Regions from separate parts of the Mus musculus genome. Here region 1 is linked to region 2. The links are chromatin loops, found by intact Hi-C in ENCODE. Cell type or tissue: gastrocnemius. All regions are shown on one strand.

Region 1 (8,000 bases), 60 kb after region 2:
CCAGGACTGCTTAGAACTCAAGCACACTATAAGTTAAAACCATCATCTTTTTATGGTCTAGCCTAGGAAACCTCAGAGTTGATTCATAATTCACCTATTCAAAATGCTGTGATACCTTGTATACTAATGCTAATTATATCTAAATACCAAAACAAACAAACAAACAAACAAAATAACAACAACAAAAATCCCACATTTAGAATAGCATTACCTGAGTATCACATAAGTCCTTTCCACATGACTAAAAAACACCTGATACCTTTAAAATATTCACCCATTAAAAGAAAATCAGGCAGAATCATATGAGATTCTGCAGGTTTAAATTAATTTTAAGTTTTACACTATCATCTGTTTAGATGAGCAAGAATTTGTAACTTCATTTTTAGAAGGTGAAAGAGAAGTGGCTGGAGAGATGGTTCAGCACTTAAAAACACATACTCCTCTTGCAGAGAACCAGAGTACAGAGCCTAACACCTAAGTCAGCCAGCTTCCAGCCACGCGTCACTCCATCTCCAGGAGGTCTAGTGCCTTTGTGGTACATGTATGCACACACACACAATCATATCTACAAGTAAATATTTTTTAAGAGAAAAATACAAGTACATATGGCAGGGAATTGCATTGTTATTATATCATGCAGTGTAAGGTATGGCTGAGCAACAACAGAAGCAATGCCTAGCACACCCCATAATACTGTAATCTATTTTAAGTCCTTTCTCCATGCTCAGAAGAAAACTCTTTTAGTTTGGATTTATTTAAAAGAAGAGAATAAAAAGAAAGAAAGAAAAGAGAAACCAAAATTCTAAATCTTATCATAAGACAAGGAACACCTACCATAATTGGTATAAAATTCAGCTCTAGTTTGTCCCTAAAAACAAGATGCTTACCCCAGCATAATTCATTGCCTTTCTAATGTTACATACTTGCATTGTAAAAAGGCCTATTCCTATGTGGCTAACCTAAGTGGTTGCTCTTTGAATTTAATGTGTGCTCTGTGCCTCAAGTCAGCACCATCCAGGCAGAAAGTAAGAAATGAGCGTAAACTTCCTTGAGTAATAGACTTTCTTGGGAATGGGTGCAACCTGTTCAAAGATGCTACAAACATAAATGGAAACTGCTTTTTTTCCCTTTTAATAAGGATTTCTAATACAAATGATTCAATTGTTCAATTAAAGCCAGAGAAAAAGATAGTTGTGGTTGTGTAACATTAAGGACATAATTTAATGGGTGTCTGAATAATCTAATTTTAGTTTACAGATGTAACATCAGTTAATCTTACGCATATCTTCATTTCTCACTTTTTGCTTCTTTCAGATCAGTTAAACTCTAAAACAGACCAACTCATGTTAGTCTAGAGGAGTTTATTGACAGTGAGTCCTGCAACCAACTGAAAATTGGTGGAGTTGGTGTCTTTATGCTGATGCTCGATCAGTCCGGGGTTGGGGGGAAGGGCAATGATACTCTCCACTAGAATGTCAGGGTGTTTCATTGTTCTGCATGCCCATTTTCTTTGGCCACTCCTCATTTGCTCCTGGACCCAGAGGCTCATAATTTGAATGTTTGGTACCCAGTGGATGGAAATGCTTGCAAAGGATTAAGAGGTAATGCCTTGTTGGAGGAGTTGTGTTGTTGGGGATTAGCTTTGAAATTTCAAAAAACCTGCCCCATTCCCAGTTAACACTCTGTTTTATGGTTGTTATCTCATTATGTAAACTTTCACCTACTGCCCCAGTGCCTTGCCTATCTGACTGCCTCTATGCTTTTCGCCATGAAGGTCGTGGACTCACCTTCTGACACTGTAAGCTGACAATAAGTTCTTTCTGTAAGTTGTGTTGATCATGGTATCTCTTCAAAGCAATAGAAAAGTAACTAAGATACTCGCCTAATCTTGTTACTGACATATATGAATATGGTAGGCTACCGGTGACTATAATGCCTAAAGCCATATGTATCTCAAGCTAGACTCGCTCTTTCCCACCAAAGCTGCTTCTTCAAGTGGATGACCAAGGAAGCCTAACTTTGACATTTTCTGTTTCACAAGCCATATATTCAGTCCCATCGGACAGCCCCTCTGCCCTTCTTCAAGAGCTGTAGTCTGACAATTTCTTGCCACCTCCATTGCTCTGTTTGTCTTTCTCATCTATATTACTGCTTCATGCCCCAATTGGTCTCCCAGATACCGTTTATTCTCCAGGCACAGCAAGGCGGGGCTGCTAAGTGCAGGCTACAGCTTTGCTCCAAGCTTCAGAAAATTCCAATCTTCCTAAAAATGGAGATGAAGAACCTGTGAGCAACCTATTGCCCGTGGTTGCTACTGTAGTTTTGACTTCACTCTCGCTATGTACCTGTGGTTGGTCTAGTCTTTTGCTCTGCTCTCAGGCCTACAGGCACAGTGCTACATCAGGGGCTTCATGCTTCCCGTCACTTCAGCCACACTCCACATTCCCTGGGATTTCTTGTTCAGTGCTCAGCTCTCTTAGTCCATCTCCCCAGCCACTTTAGTAGTTCCTGGTATTTGGAAATAGGTAGTCAATGTTTGTTGAAGAAATGAATGATCACTCCCCACCTTCCTCTTGGATAGAAGCAAAAAATAATAAAATTAAGAATTTTAAATTATCAGGCCTGTCCATATTTATATATAAATATAATAGTCCATTGTGATCATTGGGATATATAAGAACATTTTGGGCACATTTAAAACATTGTTCAAATTTTTTTTAATCTAAAAAAAATCCACTGTCTATCAAGGAGTCAGAAGACATATTGTATTAATTATTTCTGGGTCATTAATGAACTTTACTGTGCTGTTGCCCTCAGAGCACTAAATATAGCCGATATCAAACCAAAGATCCTTCAGGATCCTTGAGTTTCTGCAGAAATATTCAGGCTTATGGGAAGAAGTTTTAATGAGACATTGTACTGTTCAGGAGAGAAGAAATCATAGTTTCTGACCCCAGGGGCATTGATAAAATAATAGGATGAAAGCTCCAGGGAAATTAGTTTTTAGGAAGTAGAATCCAGTGGCTCATTGCACATTCTAAATAGCATCGGAGTGAGAATGACAGCCTGGCTGATTGGGTTTAGTGATGCGGATAGATTTGGTTGTTCGAATTCAATTGAAAACCCCCAGATATGACTGAGGTTTACAGAGATATAAAGACCATTGGGCCAAAAATACATTCTAGAACTTCTTTTGAGTTAGAATGGTTCATGAGTCCAAGGGAGTCAAAAATTATAATTTCACAGTTACAATTTTAATTATGAAACCTTGATAATCTGTAGTTTTCACTGCCTGTCCTGATTTATTACAACTGCAGACATGTCTGAAACAGTTGGTTCATAGCATTCATTGTGTATGCCCAGGAGGATGCACAGCTATGAGCTGACAGCAAGCCAGTTCACATGAAGCTTAAGTTGGAGAGGGGTACATGTAGACAGCCACATGAATGTACAGTGCTCTGACTGCTAGAAAAGAAATGAAAAGGAAAAATGGACTACAAGAAAGAAGAGCATGAGTTCTGGATGTCAAGCCAGTGTTATCTGAGTATCCACATTCCACCTCCCCCAGACCAGTGTTTCTCAACCTGTGGGTTGAGACCCTTAAAGACTAGTGGAAAACAGATATTTACATCATGATTCACAGCAGTTAGCAAAATTACAGTTATGAAGTAGCAACTAAAGTGTTTTTATGGTAGAGGGTCACCACAATATGAGAAACTGTATTCAAGGGTCACAGCATTAGGAGGCATGAAAACCAGTGTCCTAGACTCTATGTTGAAGTCTAATTTCAGTGTGGTTTTATAAAGTGGTAGAATCTTTGGGAAGTGATTAAGTGATTGAGAAGGAAACCCATTATTGGTATTATTGTCTTCTTAAAAGAAGTAAGAGAAGCCCTGTGGTGGTTTAAATGAGAGGGATTCCTACAGGCTCAAATGTTTAATTGTTTGATGCCTAGTTGGTTAAAATGTTTGAGAAGACTTAGGAGTTATGGCCTTGTTGAAGGAGGTGTTACTTGGGATGGACTTTGAGGTATCCAAAGGCTCACCCTATTCCCAGTGTGCTCTTTCTACTTGTTTCATGTGGTGTGAGCTCTTAGCTGATCTTCCAGCCAACATGCCTGCTGCTTTTATACCCTGCTGTGATGGACAATTATCCCTCTGTAACTATAGCCCAAAATAAACCCTTCCTTTTATACAGTGCCTTGATCATGATGTTTTATCACATCAATAAAAAAGTAAAATAAAAACAGTCTTTCTCAGCACATCAGTGAAGAGATTGCAGTTCATGAACCTAGAGGAGATCCCTTCCCAGATAGACTCTAACAAACCTGACAGTACTTTAACCCCCAGCTGCCCAGACTCCTCCACTGTAAGAGATAAATATTATTTTATTTGGCAGCCACCAAGCTAACAGCATTTTGCCACAGCAGCCCAAGAGGACTAAGCCAATTATGGTGACTGTCCTATGTATCTATTAAATAATATTCTGTGAAGTATTGAGTAAGATACACATGTGCATCGCCTATAGGAACAACCATACTTGGAGTCTAGGTCCTGATTCTTCCTATTTTCTGAGTAAATTCTGTTGAGACTTAGTCAAATCAGAACCACGTGATAAATTTCTTGTTATAGGATGGATGACTATAAGAAACAAAGCAATACAAATTAATAATGAATAAGCAAGTTAAAGCACAATAAAGTAATGGATTTTTACGTATATACTATCCAATCTGCTAGTTAAAAATTGGGTCAAATTAAAATTAATTATTGAATCTTAGCTAATTGTCAGCCCACTTCCAGAAAAATAAATTCCACTGGCTCACACAATCTTTATCACCCATTTATGTCAGAGACTATTAGGAATGTCTTCATGTCAGCCTATACTGGCCTCTGTACTGCCTCACCCCATGTTCAGCAGGCACTGGGAAGTTTGCACTAACAGCTTGTGGTTCACCTAAACTTACCTGTGGAGGAGAAAGGAGCATGTTTCCCCCAAGGGAAGACAGCATCTGAGCTGCTTCTTGCCTTTTCAACTTTTAGGAATCTAGTGAAAATAATTCTTCCTGTCCCTATCTGCACACTTTCCAACGGGAAGAATTTGTGTGCTAATCACGATCGACCCTTTCTTTGCAGGAACCTTCAACTTCAGGGTTGAGTCGAGACATCTTTCCATAGATGGAAATTTTAGCTGTTGGATTTTTCTTTCAATCTTAATGACAGTGAGCTATCTCATGCTACATGAACAACCCCAAAGCTTCAGTTATTTATAACAATAAATACTTGCTTTTCCTTGATCTTTTCTATGCATTAGAGACTGGTGGGAGGTAGAGGAAAGATGTGTTCCTTAGTTGCAGACATAGTTGGTTAGAGAATACCATCTTTAAAAATCCTACTATATGATACAGTGGAGAAGGGTATCATGCCCTTGTTCTCAAAGTTTTTTCCCTGAAGGTGATACATATTGCTGGTCACTTTTCTCCTCTGTCTCTTCCTCACTTGCTTCTTTTTCCTTTGTCCTTCCTTCCTTTCTCCCCTCTCTTCTTTCTTCCTCTCTCCTAAGTTATAGCGATATTAAGAAGACATGTGATGCTTATATGCATTTAAAAAGAGAGATGAATATCATATCCATTGCTGCTCACATTACATCAGCTAAAGTCAGGTGACTGTGCCTGTCCCTTGGGGTGCAATGACGTGCAGACTTACCACTTCCCTTAAAGGAGAATTGGAATTCTGAAAGGTCATGTTGGTGACAATTACACTTCCTTTCTTCAAATGTTGCTTGAATGGCCTTCTCTTTGCTTCCTCCCCAGGTCTTCCCCATCAGCCTGTGCCATACCTCTACCTGTGTAGTCCTCAGCCATGTAAATGGCTCAAGGTTTCCCTATAGTGTGTGATGGTTCTTGGGCTTTGTTCATCTTGAGGATTACTGTTGTCCTCCATGAGTTACTGACAGTCTCAGAGAGGGGAGTACTCGAAAACAAATGCACTTAGCATCTTGTGTATCTGACCTCAAGCATTACACATCACTTCTGCCTGATAGACAACCCTGCAACAGAGTAAGAAGCAACTATAATGATGTAAATGATGGCGACTATCAGAAGCTGGGTGTGATTCCTAACTACAAGCTCGGTAACTCTCACTTAAACCCATGGTGACAAATATCTGCTTTCTGACCCTTAGGCTCTGCAAGGCAGCAGACCTAGCGTGGGGTAAGCAAACTTTAAAACATGTTCTGGGGGAGGGGAGTTGGTCTTCTGCTTTGCAATCAAAGGGCTCTCATATAACATTCTATCTGTTCAGTACCTAAAGAAACACATACACTCTTCCTTGGCATATTTGCTTCATTTATAACACTATAAATGCTATTTTTAAGTGTCTTGTGTTCAGGTGGTTGTTACACTTGAAATGGTGACAAGCTATATATATATATATATATATATATATATATATATATATATATATATATATATATATATATCAAAGGGGAGCAAGGAAGTACTTGATGGTTTTTCTGGTCCTTTCCCTATAGGAGCATGAGTTGAGTAAGCTAAGTGTGACTTTAAATAGGACACTGGGAGGAATCAGAAATAGTGGCACAGTGGCAGAAATCCCACAGCAAAATCCATCCTTGTCCGCACTCTGTGGTTATACAAGCCAGGATTCTTTCTAGACTAATGAAGAAATCGTTGAAAAATATTAGGCGAACATGCAGTTCTGGAAGGGAAAGGCAGTTCTTTGGAAGGCGGGGCTATCTGTGGCTACAGTATTAAGGAGGAAAGGAATGTGTAGACAATTTCTTTTCTGCATCCAGAATTTGAAAGAACAAGGGTAGATCTAGCCCGTCTCTTTTAAGAAAGCCCACTTCGTGAGAAACAAGCCTGTCCTCCTAGCTGGGTCAACCATTGAAGGAGTTTTTATTTATTTAATCAGCTGCTTCTTACCCCAGCAATGTGTCTGGGACAGAGTCAAGCAAATCATGTACAGGTTGTCTGTTAGGGTCTCACCAAAAAAAAAAAAAAAAAAAAAAAAAATCCCCCCTCTTCTTTCCTTCTTTCATGATCGTCCCTGAGTTTGGTTGTCTGTGTTCAACTGTCTTGAATCTCTCACACTCTAAATTCCAGCACACTCAATTCTAGCACTCTGACCGCTAAAGGTATGCTGGGCTTCTCCCACCTCCTCCTCTCACCTCCCTCCATCAGTAGCTTACTTTATCCCAAGATAAACATTGCCCTCCCAGTCCAAGCTCACTCTATTTCGCTGCTCTTTTCCTCTCTCCTGCTTGGTATGCTCGTTTAGTCAATTTGACCAAAAGACTTTCCTGGCAGCTAAAAAAAAGAAAAAGAAAAAGAAAAAAAGAAAACCCAGGGTCACTTAATAGCAATCCAATATTGTACTCTTTGCTGTTTCTGTAAAATGTACAGAACTATTCAGTGATTGGATTGATTTTTAATGATCTAAGTGATCAGGTGTCTCAAAGCTGTACTGCAGCAGCTCGATAATAACGTGGAGGGGGAGGGGCTTGGACACTGGACAGTGCTAGATGAAGAGTCCCACAAACACCAGCCAAGTAGACAAGATAAAATGTAAGCCATTGCCAAAGTTGTTTATTAGCCCTTTTAAAGTAGCCTAGCTACTTTAATTTTCAGATGGAATGAGAAGGAACTTGATGAAGGCTTAAAGAATAGCCAAAAAGGTTCAGGGATCAAAACCTAAAGCTATGTTTACTGCTGACATGCGCAGAATGCTAGCCAAATCTCTCTCCGTGTCCCCAGATAGTATGTTGGTATTCCAAAAGTAGGGTGAGATATTGGTCTTTTTTAAAAAAATACAATAAAATAAACTTGAGTGAGGTCAGCTTGACCCATACTGATTTTACATGTGGAAGAAGAAAGAGAAGCAGGGGTGAAAGAGGTGAACAAAGAATAATGAACGACTATGAACTCATCTTTGGGTTACCCCGCCGTGCAGCGTCAAGAGACCTGTTTAATTATCCAGTGTCTG
Region 2 (8,000 bases):
GTTGGGGTGAGTGGTAGCTGTTGTGGTGACGAGGGGCAGGCAGTGGCTGGGTCTGCAGCTAGTGGGGTGTCATGCTTGTGGCTGTTCACGATGAGTTTATCCCTCAATTCTAGGTCTTTTCTCAAGGGACTGACAGAAAAGCTAGTGGTGGCAAAACTTAACTAGAGAATGGAATGTAAGTGCTACCTGGTAGATGGTTACATGAATGTGCAGCTTGCTAATACAGAATGTATAGATGGGGTCTTACCTGGACATTTGAAAGACGTTCTAGTAAGGTATAATCTATAGGTTCTCTGCATCAGAGCCATTGGAGAAGAGGAAGGAGAGGATTTACATGTGTGTGTGTGTGTTATATTTCTATGCAATAAACTTTATTTTTGGGAAGGGAGGAAGGGAGGGAAGGAGGAAGGAGGGGCACATACACACACACACACACACACACACAGAGAGAGAGAGAGAGAGAGATTTTATTTATTGATGGAAAACATCTTTTCTAGGTTAGGAATTGAACTTGGGATGAATGTTTCTGCCAAACACAAAGCTTTCGATTAAATAGTAAAAACTTCATCCGAAATTATATTCCGTTTGTCTCAAAACACCCATGCATGATACATGTACACACATACATGTTGGCACGATATCAAGCCATGCAGTGATGCCATGAGTTTGACAGTGATAATTTATCCTCCTTGACCTCTGGAGTCAGTTGAGGAGCCTCAGACCAAAGGACCTGCTCTAAAATCCAGCCCTCCATTTTGGATTCTTGAGAAAACAGAACAGAGTAGAGTTTCAAAGCGTAGAAGAGTAGCCAGAAGTTTGGCATTAATAATACTTTTCATGAGTCACTTTAGTAAATTATGTACTCAGGAATCCCCACTTTAAAATAATTTCTAATCTGTACAGGGAAGAGAATAATACAATTTTCCTATTATATTTATATGTGTATCATTGACAAATGACATTTGAAAATCTTGATTATGGCCATGCCTGACATTGTGTAATTACATAGCAAATTATATTTAGCAATTATTTTCCAATATAGTAATTTCAATTAAAATATTTATTAAAATTTCACCCTAATGGCAATCTAGCAAATAGTTTCAAGCTCATAAACATACTAATATGTTGCTTAGGAGTTTTAAACCAAATTTAACATATATGTCATAAGTACATTCAAATATTTTCAAAACTGATGATCTCTTTTGTCCTAGTTTACAAACAATATTAAAATGGTAATTAAAATCAAATTGTTAAATAATAAAGGTGTAACTCAAAAAAAAACCCTCCCTTGTATTGTGAAAGTAAATTGCAACTCTTGCCTGGAGAAAAATTGAAGGTATTTGTATTTATTTTATGACTTACTATTCTAATATCAACAGCAGGCAGGTAAGGCAGGTGAAAGACGATGTGGTTGGGTACTAAATACCCTGCATGAACGGAAATAGCCACAGGTAAGCTATGCATCTTGAAGTGTTAAAATACACAGATGGTGTGTCCTGAGACTACACACAGGAAAGAGGAGGCTGTAAGCTTTGAGAGAAAACATACACAACTACCATAATTATTTTAGAAAAGAAATTGTGTTATGTTAGAAAGTCAGTCTAAAACGTCCAGTGTTGGAGATTTGTGGAATCTCTGGTCAGAAAGCGTTGAAAGCCTTCAGAGCAGAACAAAGGCGTGGTCTTCAGAAGTGATTTTCCGTCACTGAGGAGTTGTTGGGCCACAGGACTGGCATGGGATTCTCTGACAGATTGGCAGTTGGGTGGAAAATTACAACAAGTAAATTTTCATTCTGAGACTTTTCAGTTTTATCAGTTATAGTAGGAGAGATTAAGAGAGAAGAGTCATTCATGATGCACAAGGTGTTCATCATTTTTAATAGGAATATATCTGAAGTAGTGTGCTTTGCATTTTTTTCTTTTATAATTTGTTGTTTTAAAAAAGCTCATAACTGTATTCTTAAATGGACACATTGTCATGAGCAAGATAACTTTTGGTAATTGTAACAGGTACCCTTTCAAAAATGTTTCCAGCGTGCCTGGTATTTTGTGTTGAATGTTTTCTCTTGGACCCTACAACAGCTTCCAGGTAGATACACTGTTACCACAGCCACCCTGGAATTTAGGGCTCTAAGAACCTTCCAAAAGCTCTCACAGTTGGTAGTTATATTATAACTAAATGACCTGCTAGTACCATTTCCAGACCTGCTAGCACCTACATAAGATTTAGGTATGAGGCAAGGCTGGCCTCGTTCCATTATCTGGTATCCTTATGGCTCTCACCACTCACTGTTGAGTCACATAACACAGGAATTTAAGAGACGCTTTCTAGCAAAAGAGAAACCACTAGAAAAAGGAAGGTTAAATAACAGGATGGCAGAGCCTTAGCATATGCCTTGTCTCTAGAGAACCTGTCTTGGTGCTTTCTTCCTCCCTCCCTCCCTCCCTCCCTCCCTCCCTCCCTCCCTCCCTCCCTCCCTCCCTCCCTCCTTTCTTTCTTTCTTTCTTTCTTTCTAACTCCAGATTTTATTCCCTTCCCGGTCTGGCCCACCCTCCAACTGTTCCACATCCCATACCTCCTCTCTGACCCCATGTCTCTACGAGGATGTCCCCATCCCCCACCTCCAACCCCACCAGAACTATAAACTCCCTAGGGTCTCCAGTCACTTGAGGGTTAGGTGCATCTTCTCTGCCTAAGCCCAGACCTGACAGTCCTCTGCTATATATTTGTTGGGGTTGTTTCCAGCTTCTGGCTATCACAAACAAGGTTGCTATGAACATAGTGGAACACGTAGCCCTGTGGCATGGTGGGGCATCTTTTGGGTATATTCCCAAGAGTGGTATAGCTGGATGTTCAGGTAGATCTATTTCCAATTTTCTGAGGAACCTCCAGATTGATTTCCAGAGTGGTTGTACCAGTTTGCCATCCTATCAGCAATGGAAGAGTGTTCTTTCTCCACATCCCGGCCAACATGTGCTGTCACCTGAGGTTTTGATCTCAGCCATTCTGATTGGTGTAAGGTGGAATCTCAGGGTTGTTTTGATTTGCATTTCTCTGATCACTAAGGACTTTGAACATTTCTTTAGATGTTTCTCAGCCATTCGAGATTCCTCTGTTGTGAATTCTTAGTTTAGTTCTATACTCTTTGTGTTGTTTGGGTTTTTTGTTTTGTTTTGTTTTTGTTTTGTTTTTTTGTGATTAGCTTCTTGAGTTGTTTATATATTTTGGATATTAGCCCTTGGTTTCACTATCCTTGGTGCTTTCTAACCTGAAAGGACTAATTAATGCAACAGTTCTCTAGCCATGGGAGGGAGGGAGAGAGGAAGGGAGGCATAGAGCTGAATGCATATGTAACATTTGTGTGCAGTATGCATATGTGACTATATTAGATGTCTAAGATTTTATATATGATATCTATGAGTGTGTGTGAATATGTGTGAGATGCATATATGTATACATCTGTAATATACACTGCTGAGTTTATTTTGTGAGGTAAATGTATATGTAATATGCATCTAGGGTATGTGCATATATATGAAGTGTATATTCATGCAAGTGTTCTCTATAGGAGGTGAGCATAGATACGTTTACCTGTGTAAGCACACTGTATATATGAGTTTAAACAGAGTGTCCAATTTAAATTATATATGTGCTTTGCTGTGTTGGGGAGAGTAGAAAGAGGAGAAAGAGGAGAAGTGTGGCAGATAAACATATCTGAGAGTTCTACTCACTAGACTAGCTATAAATATACATGCTGTAGTCTTGAACTTTGGAGTCTTGGGTAACACCCCACCAGCTCTGTAACTAGAGATTACTATAGATATTACAGTGTAGGGATGCTTACTTACACATTAATTTTTTTCAACTCTGGAAATCTCTAAGGGTTGAGTGAGTATTATGCAGGCTGAAACTGCTAGTAACCTTCAAAATGCCAAGCCAACATAAAATTCTGTATATTTTATTTGAAATATTATTACCCCCAAATTATGTTTTACAGTCAGGTTGCAGAACAGCAAAATAACATGGGGAACATCCTAATGGGAGACCTACCATTCTATGCCTCTACCTACAAGAGCTTTCACAATTGATTTTCATTACTACAAATGGTATATTGTATCAGAAAGAATAAGTATGTAGGACATCTAGTGTGTGGCTTTTGTTTATCAAGTAATTGCAGTGTGAATTCATGAACAAACAAGGTCATTTTAACTAGAAGCTGGGTACCAAATGTGGGTCTCTAAAATAAAGCCTTTAGAAGCTTTGAAGATGGCCTTGTTTCAGATAATCATTGGTTGGACATAGAGGAATCAGTAGGAAAATATAGGATATCTCATTTCCTGAAATGGTTGAACATAGAGTTAGCATATGATCCAATAACTCCACTTACAGGAATACATCAGGAGAAGTGACAGCATATCCCCCAAGTATTGTGTGCCAATATTTGTAGCAGCAAGTTTTCTAATAACCAGAAGTAGAAATAGATTATCACATGAAGAATAGACATAGAATCTATTCCTACAGCGAATATTAGTAAATTGGAAAAGAAGCTCTGTCTTCAGACAGAATGCCTGCTGCCACATGGATGAATCTTGGAAAAGAGCCAGCATGACATTATTGCATGACTTGGTGCGTAGGAAGTGTTTAGGGAGTAGATGCATCGACAGTCAGAAATGAGTGGTTCCACGTGGCTGCGTGAGGGATGGATATCGAAAGCTGAAAGGGTAAAAGACTTCTTAACATAGTAACATTTTCTAAACAGTGGGAATGTGTTCACAACTGTGAATAGTGGAAGGTCATTGAGTTGGACATTAAACAAAAAAAAGTTGGGCTGTGTGTCAATTGGTCTGTGTAAAGGCAACTAAGCAAGATACGGGACAATCTTCCTAAGCAGTGAGCCCCCACTTTATTTAATCAATAGTTCTCAGAAGATCTGTTCATAAACTTCCTGACAGAATCAACATATACAGAAAGGAGAGATGGCCTTTGTACCAGAAAGCACCTCAGACGACGAAGTCAGCCTGTAAGCTAATACTTCCTCAAGGGTAAAGACACAGGGCCAGACTCCCCTCCCCTCGCCACCCTTCCTTTCCCCGTGTCTACTTCTTTTATTTCTGCTCCTTTTACTTTTTTTAAAAAAACTCTTTATATATCAATGAATGTTGTAATGTCTTAACTTAGAATTGTGGCTAATACATACTCACAGCGCCTGTTTTCAGTATCTCTGTGACTTTAAAGCATTTTCGGAGATGAGAATGGGCTGATGAAGTTGGGGCAGATCCTCTGTGCTTAACTGTTAGTTTCCTCTGGGTCTCCTCCTTCTGTCCTACTCCCTTGCTTGGGCAGTGTTTCTTCTACCCACCCAGCAGAGTGTCCTGCCTATCCTCTCAGCCCTCCCCCATCTCCGTCCAAATATTAATTTGCTACAGTTTCAGATGCTTTCCTTGGGATGGAATGAATGTATTTCCCTGCCATATCCTCACATACAATTACTGACTGGGAGGGGGGAAAACCCTGTCTTTGTCATTTAATTGAAGAATTACTAGTTCAGTACGCTGCTATAGGAACCTGATTATTGGATGTGTTTCTTCCAGTTTCAACTTTGAAATATTGGATGATGCCTTTCAGTTCAAGAAATCAATATTTCTGTAAAGTGTCTTCGTGCAACGAACGTTTCTGGAATGTTCCCCTTCAATTCTATTACTATGATTAAGTTTGGTAAATCTGTTTTGGCTACGTAATTTGTTAAATGGTATTTCTGTGAAGTTCTATCTATGTCCCTTAACTGTCAGAATGGAATTACTGGCTTACCAGGCAAAATAAAGCAGCCCTGTGTTAGGTTCATTTGTGTTTCTAATAGTCTCCATAATATAACTTGAAGAAGAAAAAGCAATAAGATCTTAACTTCTTCACGAAAATGAGTATTGTTTTTGAACTTCAACTCATAAAAGTATTGAGGTCTGGGCAATAGTATACATGACAGTAATAATCGAGTTCCACGGAAAGTTGGCACCTCTTGTCTGATGACCCAAGGGCTCCAGAGATTGTCCAGAGATCTGTTGCTGGAATCCCACAACCATTCACTAGGTCAGAAGAAGTCCATGATAAAATTACTCCCCCTTCTTTATAACAGAAATGAGAGAAAAATGAATTTTGGCTGACTGTTAAATAAGACATTAAGGGTGTCTGCTTATAGTAGAACTTGATAGCAAATGCACTATTAGGCTGATTTTTATTCTCATTCATCCATTGTTTTCATTAAGTAGATCAATTGTTGACCAGCATATGAAATGGTGCTTTATAAAAAATTCAACATATTCATTAGGTCTAGGTTTGTAGTTGCAATCCATTTTATTTAATCTTTGTTTATTTTTCCCTTGTTAGCAAGTTCCTGGCCTTTGAGACACTGAAAAGTATCACTTGTGGAGAAGGTTGGAGTGGATAGATGCAGTTAACATTGCAAATTGGTAACAGGATGAATTTGTTCTTAAATACTGGCTTATAAAGGCACTGTCATGGAACAAGCTGTTTGACTCACTATGTGTTTAAAATTTTATGTGCACACATATTTAGCACACAAATCTACTTATTTATTTAAAGCAGCTTTAAGAGACAAACAGCTTCAAAGAGCAAACCTCCACTCAAGGATGCTGAGGTCTGTTGTGATTTCCACGTGTGTTTCCAGGTTGCTCCTCACTTAATAAGGGACAGTTGTCTTGACTGGCTGCTGGGAGCTCAGTATCCCAGAGATTCAATCTTTACTGGTATTCCAAAACAACTTCAGCCACTGACTTCTGACTTCTACCTCCTCCTGCTAGATATTAGAATGGATGAGCCCAGAAATAGCTTGGACCCACACACAGAATAGGTGAATGAAAAGAGAGCAAGTGGTTTGTAAGAGTAAGAGCAGAACTACCTTCTCTCATATACACAACAAACTTTTCCTCTTGGCTCATCTACACAATCTGGTCAATTGTACCTCCTTGTGCTCCTTTAAGTGGCCTCGCTAGACCCTTCTGAAATGTTACCTTGGTTCAGGGATAGCCTACCCATCCTTATCCTTTGGTTTCTTATCTCAATTATAGAATCGCCTCTCTGGCTATTTATTATCTTCTCTAATGATTTCAAAATCCAGTCTAGCTCTTCCGATCCACCCCCCGACTGCTCCCACTCTATTTCCCTCTACTGGGTACCCATTACTTTCCCAACCAATTTTAGTTGCTTATCTTTATCTCCAAGGCCATTCGCCACTGTGCTCTGCTCTTGTGAGTTTATCACCCCACGTTCCTTCTGCTTGCCCTTCTACGAACATTTCTAAAGGATAACAGCGCTTTGAAGCTGTACACTGCTCCTGCCTTGAAGAGCTTTAATATCCTCCTCAGGTCTTCTCATGCAAGAAAGTAATTGGTCTAAAGTCCCAGAGTCACCCAGGTAACATCAGGAAAGTCTTGTGATTTATGCACAACTTTCTAGAGTGGCCTCTGTTGCTTCCCATCACAATCACCATCCACTTATGCATAATTTAATGGAGGTCCTTAAATGTCTGTCACATGACCAAGTTGTTTCTTCTGCAGTAACAAGTATCTAAGTATCGATAGGGATAAGTTTCTTATCTGAAGACTCTGACGACATGATTGCTACAGAAGTCTAAGAAAGTACTTTTATTCCATAAATAGCCAGTTCAGGAAAGAATGTCAGCACATAAGACATGCCTTTTCTTTGTTGTGTCGAACTTGCTTTTGGGAAAGTATTCTTCAAGCTGAACTTTTTCACTGCCAAGTAAGTACTTCCCTTGGTGTAAGACATGTAGTTGGAAATATAGAAATCATTGTAATAATCTCTGCCTCACTGATACAACTGAACACAGGTGTAATTTCCTTAACTAAACCTTTTGTATCAAGGAGAATGCCTCAATTACTTTAATAACTCCTCTTGTGGAGATTCTGAGAATGTCCATACAGATGTCTCAATCCTTGTCTTACAAACAATTCACATGTCACTGT

The links. Peaks named below come from ENCODE experiments on the same cell type or tissue, not always from the same donor. Only the 100,000 strongest peaks of a DNase experiment are listed, where the experiment ranks them.
Region 1: a loop joins it to region 2, with 2.0 times the contacts of the local background. A loop is called at or near these places in 2 of 42 quality-filtered maps.

Annotation. Positions count from the first base shown.
Region 1 is chr13:109,417,590-109,425,589 of GRCm38, forward strand. The region is part of intron 3 of Pde4d (phosphodiesterase 4D, cAMP specific); the gene reads left to right. It overlaps Gm32703 (a long non-coding RNA gene), which reads right to left. Exons shown (of 3, transcript XR_003950566.1): 3 at 7,577-8,000. Among named protein-coding and RNA genes, the nearest start is that of Gm32703, 19 kb to the right of the region's middle. In gastrocnemius, no CTCF peak of the experiment used is centred here; no DNase peak of the experiment used is centred here; H3K27ac peaks cover 659 bases.
Region 2 is chr13:109,357,913-109,365,912 of GRCm38, forward strand. The region is part of intron 3 of Pde4d (phosphodiesterase 4D, cAMP specific); the gene reads left to right. Among named protein-coding and RNA genes, the nearest start is that of Mir582, 37 kb to the left of the region's middle. In gastrocnemius, no CTCF peak of the experiment used is centred here; a DNase peak (open chromatin) is centred at 4,631; H3K27ac peaks cover 774 bases.